3 separate regions of the Homo sapiens genome follow, and all the other regions are linked to region 1. A link is a loop called in an ENCODE intact Hi-C map of the cell type or tissue named here. Cell type or tissue: mammary epithelial cell. All regions are shown on one strand. Each heading gives the region's core, and the rest is flanking DNA. Links, peaks and the distances in the headings are about the cores only.

Evidence for each region. A loop is a pair of places that touch in the nucleus more often than their neighbours do. Peaks named below come from ENCODE experiments on the same cell type or tissue, not always from the same donor. Only the 100,000 strongest peaks of a DNase experiment are listed, where the experiment ranks them.
Region 2: it touches region 1 in a loop (4-fold over the local background); 2 of 110 quality-filtered maps call a loop at or near these places.
Region 3: a loop joins it to region 1, with 3 times the contacts of the local background. A loop is called at or near these places in 2 of 110 quality-filtered maps.

What each region holds. Positions count from the first base shown.
Region 1 is chr11:81,002,994-81,010,627 of GRCh38, reverse strand. No RefSeq gene overlaps it. Among named protein-coding and RNA genes, the nearest start is that of LINC02720, 240 kb to the right of the region's middle. In mammary epithelial cell, for the core only: a CTCF peak has its summit at 3,379 (motif pointing right); a DNase peak (open chromatin) is centred at 4,847; H3K27ac peaks cover 1,842 bases.
Region 2 is chr11:80,590,627-80,598,260 of GRCh38, reverse strand. No RefSeq gene overlaps it. Among named protein-coding and RNA genes, the nearest start is that of LINC02720, 170 kb to the left of the region's middle. In mammary epithelial cell, for the core only: no CTCF peak of the experiment used is centred there; a DNase peak (open chromatin) is centred at 4,100; H3K27ac peaks cover 1,815 bases.
Region 3 is chr11:80,294,063-80,301,696 of GRCh38, reverse strand. No RefSeq gene overlaps it. Among named protein-coding and RNA genes, the nearest start is that of LINC02720, 460 kb to the left of the region's middle. In mammary epithelial cell, for the core only: no CTCF peak of the experiment used is centred there; a DNase peak (open chromatin) is centred at 3,696; H3K27ac peaks cover 1,296 bases.

The DNA.
Region 1 (7,634 bases), core at 1,248-6,247:
AGAAAAGCTGAAATAATTATATTTCATAACCTTATTTGAATTAACACCTAAAAACCCACTTTTAATACTTGGTCTTTCCAGAAATTTTACCCATTTTTTTTAAATGGGATGATCCCTCAGATAGCTTTCTAAAGATTTCCCTGAAGCAAATATTCACTGATGATGCTAAAATACTCCAGTTTCTTTAAAAAGTAGTACCTATATATGTTTGAATTTCCTAATGACATTGTGATTTGGCTAGCCAATTATAGCAGTGGGTGTATGTGCATTTGGGCATGTGCATGTGGATGTGGATGTGCATGGTTTTCTCTGAACTGATAGCACCAAACAGGTTTGGAGAAATGCCTGTGCAGTTATTCTTTGCTACCCTAACCCACTGTAGATGTTATGTTGAGTAATCCAGCCACTTCTTTTCTCCTTATCCACTTTATATTTCTGGACACCAAGCTTTTCAAATGTTTAAAAATGATTTGAAGCCTGATTCTTAAGCATGTTAATTTATAAAGTCTCTAAGCTGAGACAAATATTTTAGTATGTCTCAGTACATAGCTTTCTCATTTTCCTTTCAGGTCAGTAGATAAATCCTTCTCTTAATATTTCATAAATGCCAGGAGTTAGTTAACAGTCCTGAAATACTATTAAATTAATCTCTTTTGTTCCTGACACAGCCTTTATTTTATTCTTTACCCCAGAAGATGTCACATTTGTAGATCATATTTATATTTTATCTGAAATACTGTGAGTGGTAGTTTCTTAAAAAAATACAGTGTTCTGTAGTGAAGTCTTAACAGTCACTATGGGAAATTTTGCAACCTTCAGAAAGCCTATTCTTTCAAAACTCAGAAAATTCTTACCTAATAAATAGAGACCAGTGCTAGAAAGTAGCTAGTAGGTTAAACCATGTACTTCACTGATATTTAGGTGTACATTTTTTTTTCACATTGGAGATTAGTATTCTGATCTCCTCCCTAAATAGGCAACTTACAGAAGCAAAACAACTATTGAAATTTTTTAAATGTATGAATTCTGAATGATATATCAAGTCATCTAATTTTTTATGAGGTCAAATTGTTGTTATTTATTTATTTTTTCCTTTGAATTCAATCATTGGGTTGCCTGGCATCTTAGAAACCTAGCTATGGCTTTGAGAATTTCCCCTCTTCCTCGTCTTCTTCTTTTCCACATGTTTTACCATGCCTTGGTTTTTCTTTCCATACTTTTTTTTTTTTTTGAAACGGAGTCTCCGTCTGTCGCCCAGGCTGGAGTGCAGTGGCTCGATCACTGCTCACTGCAACCACTGCCTCCCGGACTTAAGCGATTCTCCTGCCTCAGCCTTCGGAGTAGCTGGAACTACAGGCACCTGCCACCACGCCTGGCTAATTTTTTCTGTATTTTTAGTAGAGACGGGGTTTCACCGTGTTAGCCAGTATGGTCTCAATCTCCTGGCCTCGTAATCCGCCCGCCTCGGCCTCCCAGAGTGCTCTGATTACAGGCGTGGGCCACCGCGCCCAGCCTCTTTCTATAGTTTTCTAAAGCATAGTACAAGGGACCCTTCTCTTAATATTAGAATTACTATTACGGCAATCAAGCTGACATAACCAAATTTGTGTAAAACCATTGAAGTAAAATGGGCCACGTCATTATTATTATTGTTATTGTTATTTTGTGTACTCTATGACCACATTTTTTATTCAGATTCCATGACTATATTTCTATAATGGAAGCACCTAAGGAAAATGACTCCTAGTTTCTGCTGTATTGCTTTTGCTGCGGTGGAATGAGTTCTATCAGACAACTGGATGCATTTGAAAATCTTCATATTTTCACCCTGGAAAAGTCCTATTAGCTAAACTTGCTCCTGTTTAGAAATATTGACCAAAAAACATAGTCCATCTTGTAAAGGTATACTAGACATTTACTAAACAAGTAAACTAACTTCAAGTATAGTAAGTTTATTAATTCCAAAATCTAGAAATGCATGCCATAAAGTAAGTTTTTTGTTTCTATTGTTTGAAGGCCAATTTTCAGCCATAATATTAAGCTTCATACTTCTGGAAGAGTAAACCAAGCAGAACAGCAAGTTAGAATCTGGACGTAATATAACTATGGAGGATTAAAGTGGGGGCTGTGGGTAAAAATTTCTGAAGCCCTTTCTCAAATTAGCGGATTAAAGCAATTGTGACGTTCCCAGCGTATCACAAGTGGCCAATAAATATTGATTTCTTCGTTTTCCTTCTGTTTCCCATCATTTAAAATGCTTTCCATTTCTCCACCATTAAAAAATAGAAGTAATGTGAATGTTTGATGGTGTGTTAGTAAATCATTCTTAATTTTTTTTTTACAGTTGGGGATCTCACTATATTGCCTAGGCTAGATGAAAACTCCCAGGCTCAAGTAATCCTTCTGCCTCTACCTCCTGAGTAGCTGGGACTATAGGTGCATGCTACTGTGCCCAGCTATATCCTTAATTTTGAAAGTTTACTAAAAAATGCTTATGTACTCTCAGGGTGAAGACAAAGACAATGTACTCCACCTTTTTTTTTTTTGTTTTTTACATTTTATTATGAACAGCTCAGTGTTATCCTTAATAGATATTTGTTGATTGAAAATCTGATATAAAGTCAGTTGAAGGAGGTCTGAAAATATAAAGATTCTATAAAAGTACACAATATAGCAGTTTGCTAATATTCGGATGAAAAGTCTATCAAAAAGTCTATTATAGACTAATAAGTCTATCAAAACTGCTTTGGACTGTTCATTGTTGCACCACCATTGTGCCATGTACTCTCAATCCTCTCTTAAAAATTACTTCTGAAGACTGGTGTGGATTAATGCATTAAATGCAGTATAAAATCAGATAATGTGGGAGAAGAAATCTTGAATGACTTCTTTTAAATTAATATGTTTAAAAAACAACTGAAAAGATAATATTCTTCACGTTAATTGTCCCTGATACCCATTAATAATAGGTGCCTACATTATTGCAATACACATTCATTAACTATTAGGATTTTACAGTAGTTACATATCAAAACTGAATCTTACTGTGGCAATAAATTAAAATTAAATGAATATTAAATCTACACCTGGCTTTATTAAACCTAAAATTGATTACTTTGCTTTTGTCATAAAAAGTGACTTCTCTAAAAAATGTGATATATTTTTAAAAAGTACCAAACCAAGTATTATGATTCTTGGGTTTTAGTCTCAGCTGCACCACTCACTGACTGAGTGGCTTTAAACACGTCACTTGCCTGGCTAGACCTCCAACTGCTGAATTTTGAAAGAGAAATTTGATGTAGATTAATTTATATAATTATTTTTAACTTGAAACTTCTGTAATATATAAACGTACCCATGATTTTAAATTTTAGACACAAGGTGGCACTATTAGTAGTGATTCTAATTTGTTCCACAGATAAAACTAGGGGAATTTCAAGATCTGTGTATCCAAAGAATAAATCTAAATATATGAAGACACTGTATCTCACACACACACACACACACACACACACACACACAGTCTTGGTTATTTTTAACATCTGGATGAATGCTCAACAATTCAGTCAACCAAATGTTTGCTTGACATCAAGATGATTGATTTTTTAAAATGTTCACGAGAATATTTCAGTGTTAAGGTACACAATCAAGAAATATTTGCAAAAATATATGCAAGATAAAGATTGATACTGGTGTGATTTCAACATAAACAGGAACTCCTAAACAAGATCTATCAATTTTATAGCATGTAAGGAAAGGTATTGAAATGTGAACAAATTGCATAACTCAGTTTGCTATTAAATTAAAAAGAATGCATGTTGGTATGCAGACAATTTTCAAATGACACTAAAGGCAAAATTTGTTTTAAACTGGAAAGGTGTAGATGATGCAAAGAATTTAAATTATAATCTCTAGAACATTTTTGTTGAAATTTTCCAACATCTTGCTACCACTTCCTAAAACACTCTCCACACATACTGAAGACCATGAACTGTTTTGTGGCTAAATCAACAATATTACTTAATATAATATTACTTTTATAATAAACATATTTTTCCTAAAATCTGACTTCTTCCCGTTTGTTATGAAGATTCTCAAATTAAATCTTTCATGATCCAATTCAAATACAATTTTTCTCCTTTAGTGTTTTTCCTGATACTGCAGGAAAGTCTCTCCTAAATCATTTATAAAATTCTTGTACTTAAAAATGTTGTAGATCTTAGCAGTCCCCTAGACCATATTTTTTATCTTAGTGGTAATAAAACTGTGCTCCAGTGAGGAAGTATGATGGGAAGAAGCTCCACCTCTGATCAGCGATGGGGGAAGAAATCCAGTCCCAGTGTTCTTTCTACCATGTGCTATTTGTATGTTTCAGATGATAGACGGTGCTTTCCAACGGGAGTACGAATCTAATCTACCTGGCTAAACTGTAAATTCCTTCTAGTAAAGAGTTTATGTCTTTTCTCTCATACTGTCTAGCATAGTATTTGGTAATGTGGAGGTGCTTAGGGCATACATTTGAATAAACAAATGATTAACTCTAATGAACAATTTTAATAAAATTAATACTCACTTCTTCCATATTTGTGCCCACTGCAGTACTTCACTTCAGATAATTACATCTGATAATATTGTTTTACACCTCTACAGATCTATCTGTGGTGAAAAGTGATCATTTTTAAGTAGGTTTTATTGTAGGTTACTCTGAAATGGGTAATGATTACAAGCTCTTTGTGATTGCTCAGTGGTTATGACTCACCAGACCCCAGTTTAAATTCTTGCAACTGAATGAGTAATAAAGCTATGACTTACACCATCGTTGGTTCAAAAGACATTGGCTGAAAATATACTGTTCCCTGGAAAGGACTCTATCCTATGTTAGTTATGTGACTTTAGTAAGTGAGTCAATCTCCTTCAGCTTGTCTCCTCCTCAGTAGCCATGATGATGATAATTACTGCTCAGAGTTATTAATATTTTACTGACTAAATAATATGCTATGTACACAGTCCTAGGAACATAGAAATCTGGCACGTATGTTATGTAGATGATGTTGAAATCTTTTTCTTAGAACGAAGAAGATACAGAGGATGAATCAGTATATAACAGTAACAAAGGTAAAGTCCCTTTACCTCATTTCCCTCTACCAATTTTTGGTCAATTGTCAGTACTGAGCAAATACTTATGCAATGGCATCACCAGTCTTGGAAAACAATTACAAGGGATGTATAAATTGTAATAATCTACATAATTCTAGGTCTTTTTCTAATCTGTGAATGTGGAACCTTTGCAAATCCCACTCATATTTTACCCAAGTGTTCGTGTGGTTCTAGCCAGAAGTTTTAGATATGCTTACATCAACTTTCTGATGTTCTCCTCAGTCTCCCTTTTTGGTGGTCTTCCACTTCCGAGGCCACTTGGCAGGGGAGTGATTCCCACATCCCCATGCTAACCTCCCACTGCCCTTGGCTACCAGTGTTCAATTTGATAGGGCACGTGTCCATGCTGAGGATTCAGCCTATGATGAAGCCAACACTGTTCCTCACTGCTTCTTCAAGGACAAGCACAGTGCTTAGCATGAAACAGGTTCTTAAAAATATTTACATATAGAATAGATGAGAGGGACCAAAGCCTTTCCTAGAAGCTTTAATATATTGGAGCTACACTGTGTTCAGCAGAAAAAGAAAAAGTGTGGCCCTCCTTTTCCTTCACTGTCCTACTTTTCATCTGGGTTTCAAAAGTTGGATGGCATATGCTACCGTGTCAGGAGGTTTCTTTGTAAAACAGCTCCTTCAGCTTCTTCAGGCCCTTGTTCAAAAAAGCTGATGGCAAGTGTGCTATTCCTTTCAGTGGCTTTTAGGCCAATGTCTGAGGAAAATGCTGCCATTCTTTTCTTTCACTTTCCATTCTAGAACTGGTGCTTTCTCCCAGCCCAACTCTACTAATATTCTCCATATGTAGAGGAAAAGAGAGAATTTACTTACACAGCTCGTACAAGTTTAGTAGATATGCCCAGATATATTTAATTTCCTAACTAGATTCAAATCTTCTCTGCTGCTGCAAATAGATATTCAAAAAGCAAATCAAAATTAAAAATATAAACTATTTAGAAATTAAAGAAATGCAAGTATGTTTTTTAAAATTAAGAGATGCCGCTGTAACTGTACTCAGAGTAAAATATATAATTTTATGTACCTTAAAAATTATTACAAATAAGTCAACTAATTCAACTTTAGAAACTAGAAAACAAAACAAAAAATTATGATAGAAAAAAGCTTAATAAAGTTAAAAATTAATATTTTGTAAAACTAAAATTAAAGTTAAGAATGAAAAAGATAAAATGTATTTCTGTAAAAACATGAAAATAAAAAAAATAACCTAGCAGGACTGACACAGAAAATTTTTAACGTTAAAAAAATAGGAATGAAAAGTATAAGGTATAATTATAGATACAAGTGAGATTAAACAAAATAATGAGATTTTGTTTGCATAAATATAGAAATAAATTAGAAATACATAAAATGGATTCTTTTCTAGCAAGACATAAATTATCGAAGGAGTCCCAATTACACAAAAATAATTTTCAATAATATTACATGAAAAATACAGTGATGTGAAAGTATGGAAGGCAGTTTTTTAACTTTGAAGTAGTGAAACCAGTTTTAGCGTGACAAAACATAGTTGTCATAAGTAAAATAGTAACAAATTTAACTGCGTATCTATTAACAAGCAAATTTAAATGTAAAACACTTCTTATGTGGCTCAGCTCTATGCATAAAGTTAAAAAACAATGACATGCTGAAAGGAAAATGTAGCATACAGAACAGACATAGGGCTTTATGACACTTTTTTTTCTACAAATAAAATTTTAGGAAAGATAAACAGTCAAACAGAAAAATAGGCAACATATGAACGAGCAATTCAGGAAAAAAATTGAAATTTACATGACGTGAAAAGATGCTTAAACTTACTTCACACCTCAGGGAAATACAAAATTCAATAGTAACGAAACATGCATTTTTTCCTCACAAAACTTACAATAAGTTTTCAGTGTTGATAGATAATATCTATATTGACAGGGATTTGGGAAATGGGCATTCTCAGATGGTGTTAGTGAAAGTATAGATTGGTCAAAATATTCTGGAGAGCAATTTGGAGCCTCAGTTAAAAATTAAAGTACCAATGCTCATTTTCAGAAATCTACCACAGTAAAATGTTTGGATTAAAAGTATATGTGGGTATGAGAATCATTGCAGCATTGTGGTAGTGTTAGAATCAGTGAGGAACTTAAATGCCAGTCAATGGACAAATAGTTAAATACTGTGTGTGGTGTTCATCCAGTGGAAGAGTACCACGGTCATTACAAACTATGGAGTACATGTAGGTTAACTAAAGTCAAAAGATACATAATGCATTTTGTTGGGAAAAAATCAAGCTGGAAATATATGTATAAGATAAAATTTCATTTAAAAGTATGTACAATCATATATGAAATTATGTATCTCTTCACAGCACGTATAGGTTAATATATCCTTGAATAATGAAAGCTTCAAATTTATGTATCAAACAGTTAATGAACATTTCTGAAAGTTGTGATTGGAAGGAGAGATAAAGGGAAGGGAGAGTTTCACTTTTG
Region 2 (7,634 bases), core at 1,464-6,463, 410 kb after region 1:
GTTCAGCATTATCCTTAATGCAAGAATCTTTTATATAGTAGGTCTCAAAAATATATGCTAAAAGATGAATACATAAATGCATGAGAGGTATAAACAGATAATTAATCAGCGTATATACTTTAACAGACAAGTCGTTTAGCTTTCCCTTATTCTTTGTCATCATACATTTTTACTTTTTTCTTGGAAACCTGGGGCACTGAATGACTTACATCTTAAAACTTTTTCTCCAGGGTGGTCTATTTCTGAGCTGAGCTCCTGCATTGATTTAACAAAAAAGGTTTCTTAATATAGACACCCAAGACTAATTGCATTGTCTAGGCACATTGGATAAGGATTTAATTTCACACATCACAAACGATCAGCATCAAATTGTCAGAATCGTATTTTATACCTTCTTTATAGAGCTCTTCAATCTTCTTAGCCCACTTTCACAGCCCACTACTCTGAAACAAGGTTCAGTTAGAGCCTAATGGGGAAAAAAGAAAGGTAGAATGACAAAAGAGAAAGTATTAAATGGTCACTCCATCACTGATTTCAGGAAAGCATACATGTCCTGAAAAGTTGCTGTAACTTTAGACCCAGATTCAGGCAGTGTCCCAGGAAGCCACCTGTGAGTGTGTGCAGCTTCTAGGATCTGCCCCAATTTTATCTACAAAGGGTCTAAATGCAGGCTACAAAACAGAGCTAAACCCAATCACCTGGATCCACAGGAACTCCTGTGTTTTCTCCTTTTCAAAAGCCAACATCCTCTAGAAGTTCAGGGGCTAAATCCTTCCATCAAAATCACACAGTGGGTTTCTAAAAAGCAGTTGGAGTAAGAGACTTATCAGTTCTGCAATATGCCACTTTTCTGTTGGGTGCTTCTGCACTGCAACTAAAAGCAACAATTGCACTATTTTCTGATATTTCTCAAATCCATCTCTTCCTCTTCATTCCCATTGAATGTTTCTCTTGGTGAGAACTTCAACATTTTTAGATGAATGCTTGTTAGAATAGGTTTCAGCAGGCTCCCCCGCTTCTTCCCTTTCTAAGTATGCCCCCATCTCATCACCAGAGTATTCTTTCTAAAATGCAAATTTGTTTACAGCTCTTCTAACCACCAATCTTCCACATAGTGTAAAGTAAAAATGTTGGCCAGGTGCAGTGGCTCACACCTGTAATCCCAGCACTTTGGGAAGCCGAGGCGGGTGGATCACGAGGTCAGGAGTTCGAAACCAACCTGACCAACATGGTGAAACTCCATCTCTACTAAAAATACAAAATTATCCAGGCGTGGTTGCACGTACCTGTAATCCCAGCTACTCAGGAGGCTGAGGCAGGAGAATCGCTTGAACCCAGGAGGCGGAGGTTGCAGTGAGCCGAGATTGCACCACTGCACTCCAGCCTGGGTGACACAGCGATTCCATCTCACGCACACACAAAAAAATGCTTTTAGTGTCAGAAAATGTCCTTAAATTTGGAAATGGGCCACATTTCCCAGCATTTTTCTTCCTTTCCAGACTTGGTTCTAATAGCACCACATGAAAAAATCTCTGAACCCCCTGGATGCCTTGACCTCTTTCTCTTCTGTGGCCTATTACAGTTTGTATTTTGCCTCAATTGTATGAATCATTATTCTGACCTCAGCAATTCATTTGTTTGCCTTTTGTCTTTCCACGCTATGATCTCCTTGAGACTTGTGACCCATATGGTTCATGTAAAATGAATCAATTCTTTCTGTAATCAGCTAAGCTCACTTGTGCATCTTTAGTCAGACGTGAGTTGGATAGGCAGATATGACGATCTATCTAGATTTTCTCAGATGTTTGGGGCTTAACTGGTATAGCTTGTCTAGAAGGGCTTTGACTAATACAAGTGGGCTCTCCCTCATGTGGTATCTTCTGTAGGCTAGTCCAGGCATATTCTTAATGACAGTGTCTGGGCAACAAAGGAGCAGAAATGTTCAAAGTCTCTTGAGGCCTAAGCTTAGAGCTTGGCCAATCATCACTTCCATTGCTTTCTGTTAGTTATTAGCTCAGAAGGTCAGAAGGTCAACCCAATTAAAAGAATTTGGAAAATACGTTCTACTTCTTGATAGAAAGAGATACAAGGACACATGGCAAAGGCCATAGCTACAAGAACAGGTGAAGAATTGGGGCTATTTTGGTAACCAGTCTCTTATATCTCTTGAGTAAACCAAAACATTGTTATGTTTCTTTCCTGAGAATTCAGGACATACTTGTGCAGAACAGTGAACTGCCAATTAATGGTGTAATCTGGCTGATTTGTAGTAGCTATTAGAATATAATCTGTAATTGCTAAAATTTTCTAAAAGCAAAGGAAATATTTGCTGGGATACTTATAGTTAGATAGCTCTTTTATGAACGAGTTGAATAACAAGAACTGTTGTCATTGATTATACGATAGCTAATACCTTATGGATTATATGCCACAGGAGGTAGATGTTTTGGTTTTTATTTTGCATATAAGAAGAGAGAGTCTCTGGGAGGTTAAAGAGAGGCCCAAGGTCATGCAAGTGGCCCTTTTGGGAGAACTCAAGACTCAAAAACGCAGATTTTTAAAATTTTACTCTAAGTGTTAACCTCTGTCCCTGTATTCCTTTGGTGTTTAAGAGGCTATTTAGAGTGACTTACATCTAACCATCACTTACAAGGTGGTCATTATCTTAGTGCTAAAGGTTTTTAGGGAAGGAACATTTATGTAAGAGATTTAGTTTATGTGAAAATCTTTTCCAGTTTACTCATCCTTGCAAGGACAAAAATCAATTTCTTTTGCAGCCATAGTTACTGTTTATACTTTCAATAAATTTCATGTTCTCCATGCAGTTGATCAGATGCTGCTTTCTTCAGGGATGCCGATCAAAAGTCCGAAAGTTTATTTCTCTGAATAAACACTACCCTGAAAAGTAGGGAGGGGAAAGTTCTTCCTATCCTGAAAATTTTCAGCTCTTCGTTAATCCAAAAAGCTGAAAATATTTCAAGTCAAACGTGGCCACATACCATCTGGCTGAGTTAGAAGTTTACTTAGTAATCTCCTTATCAGCCAAACAACTGGAAGTCTAGATAAGTCCTATGTGTAAGAAGCCAGTGTCAACTTGTTTCCACATAATAGCAGTGAGAAAAAATGTATTAGAAAAGAGGGAGTTCATCAGGAGGAATTAATTTGGGAATTTTGCTGGCATGCACTGAACTCTCAGTACTGGTGAGTTTATTATTGAGGGAACCAACTAGAGACTTTAAGGATGCTTTGTGTGTCATCCACCAGGAAGCATTATTTGTGTGTGGTTTTCAAAGTGTTTTCTATACAGGAGTTTGTTCAAAACTCTAAAAAGTGATACTACTGTATTTTGCTTTATGCAATAGATATGGCACTGCAAAATTGCCTGCAAATTGATTTTTTTTCCTATTGTAAATGGAAATCTAATTGAAATACACTAGGGAGGAATTTGCTAGTTCAAGAAATCCTTGCATAGTGTGAACATTGCTTTTTCTCTTGAGAATAAGTACTCCTTAATGTATCTATTTTGTGAATTTAAATTTTTGTTCAATAAGCTTCATGTAGCTGTGCTCATCTGCCTACCTTAGGGCACCTGGGAAAAATGCATTTACATCAATTTAGTAATAGGATTTTTCTGAATACCTCACACACCCACAAACTACATGAGAATTTTTCAACTTGAAAACATCCCACTTATTATCGAAGTGATTATGGGTACTCTTATATAACTCTTCAACAAAACTGACTTGTTCAGAGTCAAACCCCACCTCAAATTCATCCTCCAAATTACTGCTATAGGGCAGAAAGACATGATTGAGGCAGAAAAGTTGTTAGAGTAAATTGATATAGCAATTTAAACACCAACTCTATAGGGTCATTCAGATATTTCTTCAGTCAGTCAGATGTGGAAAGCAGTTCTGCATAAAAGAATAATGAGTTTTGGACTTGAAAGAACAGTGACAAGTCACTTAGCTCATTTAAGCACCAGTTAGCTCATGTATGAAAAGCTTGGCATAGACCCTGCACATAGTTTGTATCCAATAAACAGGCTGTTGTTGCAATTGTCACTGGTGGCATTGTTATTGTTCATACTCTTTCAGCCAGCCTGCCATTCATTTCCTGGATGAGTCAGTGGCCAACCCTAGGCAGGAGAAGATAAAGGCATACTCTACAGCTCTTTGGCGCTTCCTGTTTCTCTGGAGTAGTCATTCTTCTCGATCTTTAGGTCTAATTTTATTCTTTGGCTTAGTTTTATGATAGCAGTAGTTACTTTTTTTTTACTTTGATATGATAGCAGTTTTACTTTGATATGATAGCAGTAGTTACTTTTTTATTTGCTTTGTTAATTTTATAATAGCAGTAGTGTTTCTATAGTCTCTTGGCTTAATGCTGGGAGGTGACCTGCTCATCTTTAGACCAGTGATGTGGGCTTTGTGTCCTTTTTTATATGCAGATGCTCAGGCTTTGAAGTAAAACACTGTTCCATTTACTAATTGTGTGACTTTGGGTGAGTTATTTAACCTCTTTAATTCTCAGAGTTCCCATCTCTAAAACAGAATTCAAAAGACCTACTGTTAGATGTGTTGGAAAGATTAAACAAAATAATGAGTATAAAATATTTAGCAGACTGCCTAATACATAGGGAGCACATAATAAATGTGGTTATTTTAACATTCAGGGGGGACTGCTTATCATACCCCACATCCAGATCCCTGGACCCTCAATCATCTGATGACTATTTCCTTAAAGAGATTCTGGTATTTCTTTGTTTTTATGTCATTTTTTTCACCTTCAAGCATCTATAATAACATACATATATTACCATTCCTATTCAGTGATTTTTAACAGTCTTTTAGACGTTTTATGATGCTCTTAAAACTGTGACCCATTTAATCTTGCCAGAGAAATACATCTATAATTAAAAATGCATATGCTAGTTTTCTACTCAAAACTTCCTGGATTCAAGGCTATTTTTGATCCTGTCCCTTTTTGCTTCTCCAATCTCATTGCCTGCTTCTTATGTACCCCTGCTCCATGCTCAGTAAATGATGCCTGTTTCTCTAAAGTCTTCTTCTTTCAGACTTCAGTGCTAATGCATAGTTGGCTTTGAATGTGTTTCCTCCTCTCATTCTCTCAACAACCTCGTCAAGGCTCAGCACCTCCTCTCCTGTGACTCCTTCCTTGACTCCAGTTGGTCAGCAACTGAAGATGTGTTTTCCTCTTTGCACCATTTGCATATCAACATTACAGCACTATTCCTATCACATTGAACTTGATAGTCCACCTCGTTATTCTCTCATCTTATAATGCAGGGACTACACTTTTTAGCTTTCGTATTCCTAGTGTCTGGCACAGTACCTGGTGGTACTAAGTTCCCACTCTCAACCTGAATCTCTTTTTCTCCCTTTCCTTATCTTTCTATGTGTATATATGTGTGTGTATGCATGTGCATGCACGTACACACTTTCGTTTAATAAGAAAGTTGTTCCATGTCATGTGATTTTATTTTCTCTAACAGTTACCACACTCCAGGGTAAATACCACATAATGTAAACAAATTAGAGGAGCTCTTATCTTAGCATTTAGTTCGTAGACACATATTCCCATGGAATAGGCAGATACTGGAACAGACATTTTCTCTAAATAGTACAATGTGCATTCACAGCTGTAAAATCAATACACCATTTACTGAGAGTTAGCTTTATCTGTTGTGTGTGCTGTATTACAAATGACTTTATACAAATGTGATTGAGCTTGCCTCTCCAATTCATGAAAATTGTTCATTAAAATTATTTCTCATTCGTACTCAAGAATGAGCCTTCAATAAACAGCATAATCTTAAGATTTAGTTTAAGAAACAATCTTCCCAAAAATGCCTTTGTTTAGGTTCTTGGGAATTCCATGTAGTCATCTATGCATTGAAGTTGAACACATGCTATATTGTTCAAATGAATAATTATTGCTAAGAAATGCCATTGAAAGCTAATAGATTCAAAATAATTTTTAATTGTTAGTTTTATTTTATAGTTATCAACTTGACTATACAATAGACTATTATTTTTTAATTTTTAAACAAGGAGTAAAGGAATGCTTGCCTATAAGATATAAATAATTACGAGCATATTATTACTTTCCCTAATCACATTTTTATTTTTAAAATATTATTAATGGGTTAGGCATGGTGGCTCACGCCTGTAATCCCAGCACTTTGTGAGGCTGAGGCTGGATCACGAGGTCAGGAGATTGAGACCATCCTGGCCAACATGGTGAAACTCTGTCTCTACTAAAAAATACAAAAATTAGCCAGGCTTGGTGGCGTGCACCTGTAATCCCAGCTACTCAGGAGGCGGAGGCAGGATAATTGCTTGAAGCCGGGAGGCGGAGGTTGCAGTGAGCCGAGATTACACCACTGCACTCCAGCCTGGGTGACAGAGCAAGACTCTGTCTCAAAAAATATATATATATATTTATATTTATATTAATAATATATATTTATATTTATATTAATACTATATATATTATTGATGGCCAAGGAAGCTTTATTTTTTTAAAGAAGTGTTTGTGTGTGTATCAGCAATTACTTCCTCATGATTTGTTTTGCATTGTTCCTTCCAGCCTTAGTCTACATACATCCATTTATGCATACATATACCCTTATTCCTAACCATATACTTTGAAACTATGAGGTTTTATATTTTCATATAAAATATACTTCACATGTCCAGAAGAACTTTTCTGTTTACTTGTCACATACTTTAAAACATTAACAGTACTATTGAATGACACTTCTTTTTTTATTTAATTTTTATTTTTTAATGTTAGATTTAAGGGGCATTCGTGAATGTGTGTTACATGGGTATATTGCCTAATGGTGGGGATTTGGCTTTTAGTGTCTCTGTCACTCAAATATTGAACATTGAATACAATAGATAATCTTTCAAACTTTATCTCCTTCCTACCTCCCCACTTTTGAATCTCCAATATCCGTTATACTACTCCGTATACTTTTGTGCACCCATAGCTTAGTCCTCATTTAGTGAGAACATGCAACACTTGATTTTGTACTTCTGAGTTAGTGTACTTTGGATAATGGCCTCCAGCTCCATCCATGTTGCTGCAAAGGACAGGAATTCATTATTTTTTATGGCTGCATAGTATTCCATGGTGTCTGTATAACACATTTTCTTTGTCCAATCAACTGTTGATGGACACTAGGATTAGTTCCATGATTGCCGTGGTGAATAATGCTGCCATAAGCATATGAGTGCAGGTGTGTTTTTTTGAAAAATGATTTATTTTTCCTTTGGGTAGATACACAGCAGTGGGATTACTAATGGTAGCTCTATTTTTAGTTCCTTAAAATATCTCCATATTGTTTTCCATAGAAGTTGAACCAATCTACATCTCCACCAACAGTATACAAGAATCCCCGTTTCTCCACATCCACACCAACATCTGTTATTTTTGGCTTTTAGTAATAGCCATTATGACTGGTGTAAAATATCTCAGTGTGCTTTTAGTTTCCATTTCTCTGGTAATTACTGATGTTGAGAATTTTTTCCTGTGTTTCCTGGCCACCTGTATTTCTTTTTTCGAGAAATATCTTTTCTTGTCCTTAGACCAGTTTTTAATGGGAT
Region 3 (7,634 bases), core at 1,464-6,463, 710 kb after region 1:
AAATACTCCCTTTTTGCTTCAAAGAGAGAATTCTAAATATCACACCAAAGCAGTGGATTGAGGGTAGTTAAATGAATGTGCTGCTTCACCTAGCAGGTTATAAAGTCAAGGAGCTCATTAATCCCCACAAGGTTACCAGTTTAAAAATGTAGGAAGGAAGAGACAGCACAGTATGCTGGAAAGCATCAGGCACACCTAGGTTTCAATCCCACCTCTACCATGTAACTATTGCTTAAGTGTACAATTGACAGTGTCCTTGTTTACGAAAAGGGGCATAATAAATACTTGCTTATAGGCTTGTTGCCAAGACAGAATGACAGAGGTCTGCAAAGTGCTGTGCACAGTGTGTACACATGGGCTATATTCCATAAACGCAGCTTTCTTTAGTTTTTAATATGTTGTAATAAAATAAGGGATTATGGGTTGTCTATATTCTTTTTCAACTTTTTTAATCCATAAGATTCTCTCATTTTTCCACTTTTTTCCAAATGAAATCCTATGCAGTTAGGATTAACTCCTCTTTCCCCACTATTTTTTTTTTTTTCTGAATGAAATCCCACACAGTTAGTCATCCTATGCAGCTTATTACATAAACACATTTTCTGCTGGACAAAATTTTATATATGTTTAGATATGTGCAGACACACTTACAAATGTATTTGTTAAAATATTTTGAATAATGAGAAGTGAGGATAAGGAAGCTGAAAATATTAGTAATATAAATGAGAAATGAGAAATAACTTTTCAAGATGGGGACTTTTTGAGCTTGCTGCAGCAGCAGAGCTGGATCAGGCTGCTCTGAAAGTTGGGTGGGAGAAGTGCTGGGCCTGTGGGTGGGGAGTCAGGAGTGGAAATTCTATTCCTTTCTGCGGAGGGCACTTAACTTATCTGAGTCTCAGTTAATCACCTGAGAAGCAGATACATTGAGATTCCCGTTTTCCTATGCTATTGTGTAAAGCAAGGTATATCTCCATTAACTGTCAAAGCCCCATATTTTTAGCATGTAAAAGATTTTCTTAAACTGCTTCTCTCTGCCTTTTTGTTCTATAGACTAGTGAAATTTCTAAATTTCTAAATGTGTCCTTTCATTAAGGATTAGATATCATGTACCAGTACCCCAGATTATTGTCAAAAATTGTATCTGCATGATTCCCTGAGTATTTTATATAATAATCTTTATTAGGAATGTCAGAGTACAGCTGTTTTATATCTTACCAGACTGTGATATACATTATACCAATTTTCACCCCTAGAAATAGTCAATTTTTGGATTTGGGGACCATCTGCTGCCCTGTCACATGTCACCTAGAGTGAGGCAGACAAAAATGATGAACTGGTAAGATTCAGGGGAAAGACCAGGGCACTTTGATCTCTCTCTCTCTCTTTCTCGTTTTCTCTCTTTCTTGCGTCTCTTTCACTCTCACTTTATTCTCTCTCCCTTAAAACTATATTTATGTAATAAAAAATGAGTTGATGTAGAATGTCACAGAACCAGATTTTTTTAAACAGAGGCTTTACATAACACATTCTCACACCCCTCAATAAAATGAGTATTGTATAAGAGAGAAAATGTTGGTAAAAAATATTAAAAAATAAGATTTAAAAAGTGGGGCTTGCAAAAACAAATTTATAGAGAAAAGGAAACAGTGTAAACCTACTTAACATTCTAAGGAAGATGATCTCACCTTGAATTTTGGACCACCTGAAACTGAAGACTTGTGGAATCAAGGCAGAGGCCTACCTGGAATCAAGGCAGAGGCCTACCTGCACTCAGTATTTATTAGTATCTTACATATGTAGTACCAGAAGTGCCATTTGAATTGCAAATTAAATGCTCTCTATATCTCTGATGATTCTTTAAACTCTATCAATGTTTTGAGCTATCTGCTTTTTTATTTTCCAAGTGGTTCATAGCAAAACTTTGTTTAAATGATTAAAGAAGAAAGTTTTCCTAGGACAAAATAGAAAAGCTAAGATTGATGGTATAATTATAACCATAACAACAACATCTGTATTAGTCCGTTCTCACATTGCTATAAAGAACTACCTGAGACTGGTTAATTTATGAAGAAAAGAGGTTTACTTGACTCACAGTCTTAGAGGCTGTACAGAAAGCATGGTTGAGGAAGCCTCAGGAAACTTACAATTATGGCTGAAGGGCAAAGTGGAGGCAAGCTCCTTCTTCACACGGCAGAGAGAGAGAGCTAAGGGTGTAGTGTCACGCGCTTTCCAGTAATCAGATCTTGTGAGCACTGTATCACAAGAACAGCAAGAGGGAAGTCTGCCCCTGTGATTCAATCATCCACAACCAGGGCCCTCTTTCAACACTGGGAATTACAATTCTACATGAGATTTGGATGAAGACACAGAACCAAACCATATCAACATTGCTGCTGATTTCGAAAATGGCAGAGTTCTTTAAGAAGGAGCATGATGGATTCTGGACTTTGGAATCATATAGATCTGAGTTTGAATCCTATTTCTAACACTTCCTAGCTGTGTGACCTTGGACAAGTTATATAACTTTAGCTTCTTTTTACATAAAATAGGAATAGAAATTGTGTTTATTTTAGAGTTATTTTAATAATTAAATATGACTATATTTATTCCTTAATACTAGACAAAATGTCAGCATTATTTGCTCTATTTTTTTATTTCATACAGATATAAATTATAGATAAGGAAACTGAGACACTGAGACATAAAGTTAATAAGGGGTGGAATCAGAATGTTATTTCTATATTTTTACTTCATCTCATTCTCATTCTTTATATATCATCACAAATTGATACACTATAATTCAGCTTCTCCAGCAACCTATGGTTCATCAATAATCACTTTTAGTGACTCACACTAGAGGACAGATTTGACTGTACTTCTTGGGAACTATTAACACATTCAAAAAGGTATTATAAATATAGTAGAAACTAGCCATAGCATTATAGCTTGGGTCCAAAACAATTAATCACATAAAATATAGGGTTGCCCTATTGTGAAGTTTTTGAGGTGACCAGAGTTAGCCAGTTGCTGTGAATGACTGACTCGTGCCTGGGTTTTTATTCTGTGGGGCACATTATTGGAAGGTTTCACTGTAGAGTTAATCGTTTGGCTAAAACGTAAAAGATAATGTTGATGTGGTGTAACTCTAAGGGGTAATGATAATAGTAACTATGGCAGGGACAGTGCTGCCTTTAACTCTGATAAAATCTGGCTTACCATGTGTCCTCATTCCTGGGACACACAGAGGAAGACTCTATTTCCCAGCTTCCCTTGCATATGGCTATGTGACATCTGGCTGATGGGATATGAGTGGGAGAGATTCAGAAAAAATTCCAGGAAGTCTTAGAAAAACTCCATGAAATTCTTCAGACCTTTATCCTTTTTGTGTTAACCTTGGAAGGCACAATAAAGATGGCTTAGTGATAGGATGGGAGCAGCTAAGGTCCCCACGTCACTACTCAGGGAATTGCCGAGGTAATTAAAGGAGGTATTAAGTTTATAAAATAGTGCCCAGAGTGTTTTCTTTTCTATCTTCAATTAATTTGAAAGTTTACATTTGTTAGGCAGGAATTAGATAAAATATTCATTCCCTTGTCATCACCATGCCACATTTCAGAAAACTGCTGCCAATTTAATGGCAATGATTCCTTGTGGCCGTGTGAGTCACTCAGAGAGACTTTTTCTAGATGAGGATAACCAAGGAAACACAAAGTATACATTATGGGTTTTGGTTTCAAGAACTATTTTTTGTTTGTTTAGTAATGAGTAAAATGACTCTTTATATTGGTATGTGTGTTAGTGGGGAAGTGTTACATGGAGTATAGATTATGTTTTTGTATTTAAAAAGTTCATATATATGACAGTTATATGTAAATATGTGATGTATAATATATGAGTGTATATACACATATACATCTACACACAAATTCATGTATAAATATAGTAACTAATGTAACCTTGAAAATACATTACATTGTGATGTGAAGAAAGAATTCAGAAAGCCTTCAGAAGAAGATTTTTTTTTTTTTACTATCTACAAGCATAAAAGCATAGCTTAGCACACTGATGAAAAGTCTTAAGAGGTATTTATGGTATCAGATGCTGTTTCAGAGAATAATTTTACTAATTTCACAACAAATAGTTCTTTGAGCATTTACTAATTACTAACAGCTTGATGCACGATTAGAGCAAGGTTTACAAAATATAAACACTCAAATACATGGGTTATCTTTTCTTATCACACTAAATTTCAATTCCCATTCAATTTTGTTAAAAAATAACAAACATATATCGAATGCCTTCAATGTGCCCGAGCATGTGCCATTAGGGAAATTCAAAAATGAATTATATAGCACTCCTGCCCAAAAGGAATTTATAAGCTGGGGGTAACACTAAGTACCATTGCTGTTCAATCTGCTTCTGTTTTCTCTCTTGTGTTTTGTGGAAAAATGTTAGCTTCCACAATGTTTCCTTGTGTGATGCCTTGTATCATGTGTCCTAGCAATTTACTGTCAATGACCTCTCCCAAACAGGCCTCCAAGCCTCCAAAAAATGGGAATCCAACTGTGTTTGACTGGCAACACCTCAGAAGGAAGGTGTTAATTCACTTTCTTAAGATTGCTAATTAAATATGGAATATTCTGCTTCATCCTCTTATTACAAAGAACCAGTTCACTGCCTGTTTTAAGAAAGGTCTTAAGCAGTTTTCATGTAGTCATTGTTGCTGCGTCTTTTAGCTTCCAGATCTGAAAAGCGAAGTTTGAAGAAGGCATGAGTGTACGTGATTTCTCTGTGTTTCGGGTTAGGCTTTGAGTCAGGGGGACCTGGTGGATTTGGGCTCATATTTTTCTTGCTGTGGCAGAGTGCAGAAGACCGACACTTCCTTTCACTTCTGTTCTTGAGTCACAAGCATGCTGCAGGATTAAAGTATATAATATATTAAAAACAATAAACAATAGCTATTAGCATTCTTAATATCATTTATTATTTATATATTACAGAAACATATCCCAATGTTTTCCCAATGTTTTCTGAACATAGTTCAGATGTTTCACATCTTCTCCCAGTGTTTTCTGAACTATGTAAAATTATATACCAGATATGAAATCCATATTGATGGATTCAAAGTATAGTTTGCTCCATAGGTAAAAAGGAAAACCTCTTAAATTATAAATGTGCTATTTTGTAGGATATTCTAACTAATGGCTCACTTCAAATCTTTGAAGTCTTTTTTCTCATAAAATTTACTTTTAATTAATGTTTTAAAAAGTACTTATATAACACATTAGTTGTCTTTTGGTTCACACTTCTGCCATTTAATGATCCTTTAAAAATAATTTGTTGGTTTTTTTCCCTTTAAGGTTTTTAAAACAGAAACATTTATAAACAGAGCTATACAGGATGCATTTACAGTAAGGCACAACATCTCAAAGTGTGGTCTGCAGACATGTGGGTGTCCCTGTGACCTTCTCAGGAGGTCCATAATATCAAGACTATTTCCATAATAGTACTGAGAAAATATTTCCCTTTTAAGCTGTGTTGACGTTTGTACTGATGGTGCAAAATCAATGGTTGGTAAAATTGTTGAACTTTTGCATTAGGGCAAAGGCACTTGAATTAGGGCAAAGGCACTAATTTCTATGAGTGTCATTGCATTTTTCAGCACCACTTTTTTAAAACCCAATTTTATTTAAGAATATCATTGATAAAGTTGTAGAAATTATCAATTTTATTAAATCTTTAAATAGAAGACACATTTTTATTATTCTGTATGATGAAATGGATATTCACATGAAGCAATTCTGCTGCATATTGAAATATGATGGTTGACTCAGTAACAAAAGCACTTGTGTGATTGAGTTATGAGCTGAACTAGCCACTTTTTCAAGGGGAGTCATTTTTACTTGAAAGAATAATTGACAAACAAAATTATGGTTATTTGGACTTGGTTGTATAGTAGAGGTTCTCTTGAAAATAAAGGAAGTGAGCCTGTTATTTCAAGGGAAACAATGACAATATTTGCTGCCAGTGATAAAATTCAAGCTACCAAGTAAAAATTAGAATTTTGGGAAACTTGTATTCACTACTCTAAGTTTGACAGCTTCCCAATACTAAAAGACTTTTCTGTTGAGATCAGTGGTGCTACTAGCAAATGTAATTTTGTGATGTTCTATTTAAAAAAATGGTGAACATTTGCAAGATCTGGATAACTCAATGAATCAATTTTTTTCTAAATGTCTAATGCATAACATAAAACCATGCATGAGTAAAAGATCTATCAAAGCGTAAAATAGACCAGTGGATTTTAATGTAACACAAAAAAATTCATTGACATGTTTTCAGATTCCACAATGCAAATATTATCTAAGAAACTCTACTTGTCAAGATTTGGTGCAGTACCAATTATCTGTAAAAACTATTAAAATATTCCTCAATTTTCCGACTACATATATTTGTGAGGCTGTATTGTCTTTGTATACTTCAATGAAAACAACATATCGAAACAGATAGAATGCAGAAGCAGATTTGAGAATTCGGTTGTCTTCTATTAAGTCTAACAATAAAAAAATGAAAATGTTAAAGGCAACTTTATTTAGTATTTTGTTTTCATTTGAAAAACATAGTTATTGCTCATAAAATTGTGTAATTTATTTTGACATTTTTATAATACGTTAATAAACACATTATTTTACAATTCTAAGCTTTAATTTCTAACATAGCAAATATCGAAAGATATAACCTACAAAAACCACAGCTTTCTGGAGGCCTCAATAATTTTTAAAAGTTTTGTAAAAGTATCCTGAGACCATAGACTTTGAGAACTGGTCTAGAAAACCTGGAAAAAAATGCAGAATTGGGTTGCAGGCTATATACAAAACAACTCTACTATCTGTTGACTGTTTCCCAGGCTGAGTTAATATGTCTCAGTGTCTTTACCAATAAAATGGGTATATTAAATATTCATAGGGCTGTTTTGCCACTTAAATGGCTTATTGTCATATAAGAAGTGTTAACAGCTGTTATTATGAACCAAGGCCAGGAATAACAAAACATAGACCCAGATTACAGTGAAGTTTATTACTATTATTGTCTGTTCAGATCGTTTAAACCATAATGATGGTTGTCTCCTGCCCTGGACATACTAATAGTACCTACTCTACATTTTCCTTATCTTTTCACTGCTCCTTTTATGTCCAAATTCAATTCAGTCTCTGGATAGAGCTTCCTCCGAGAGACTTTACCTCAATAGCCAACAGTGAATCTCTTCTCTCCTATAGATGATTTCCATGTAATAATCTTGCATTTCCACCCATTAATCAAGCAGTAAGCAGTGTGCTAGCCCCTATGGGCAAGTGTCACGTGTCACACATTGTTTGTATTCCAATACTTTTTATGGCAGTGTAGGCCCTTCATCAAATCTGTGAATTTAGCTGAAGTCACTGACAATAATGAATTATTTCAGTAGCGCTATGACTGGTTAAAAACAATCTTGATCAAAACTTGAGAGATAAAAGAGCAGCTTTGCACTCTTCCCTCATCCCCTCCCTTCCATCTACCCATTCAACAAACCTGCCAATCCATGTAACATGTATTCAGCATTAATATGGAAAACTTCATTTATTTAATTCTAAGAT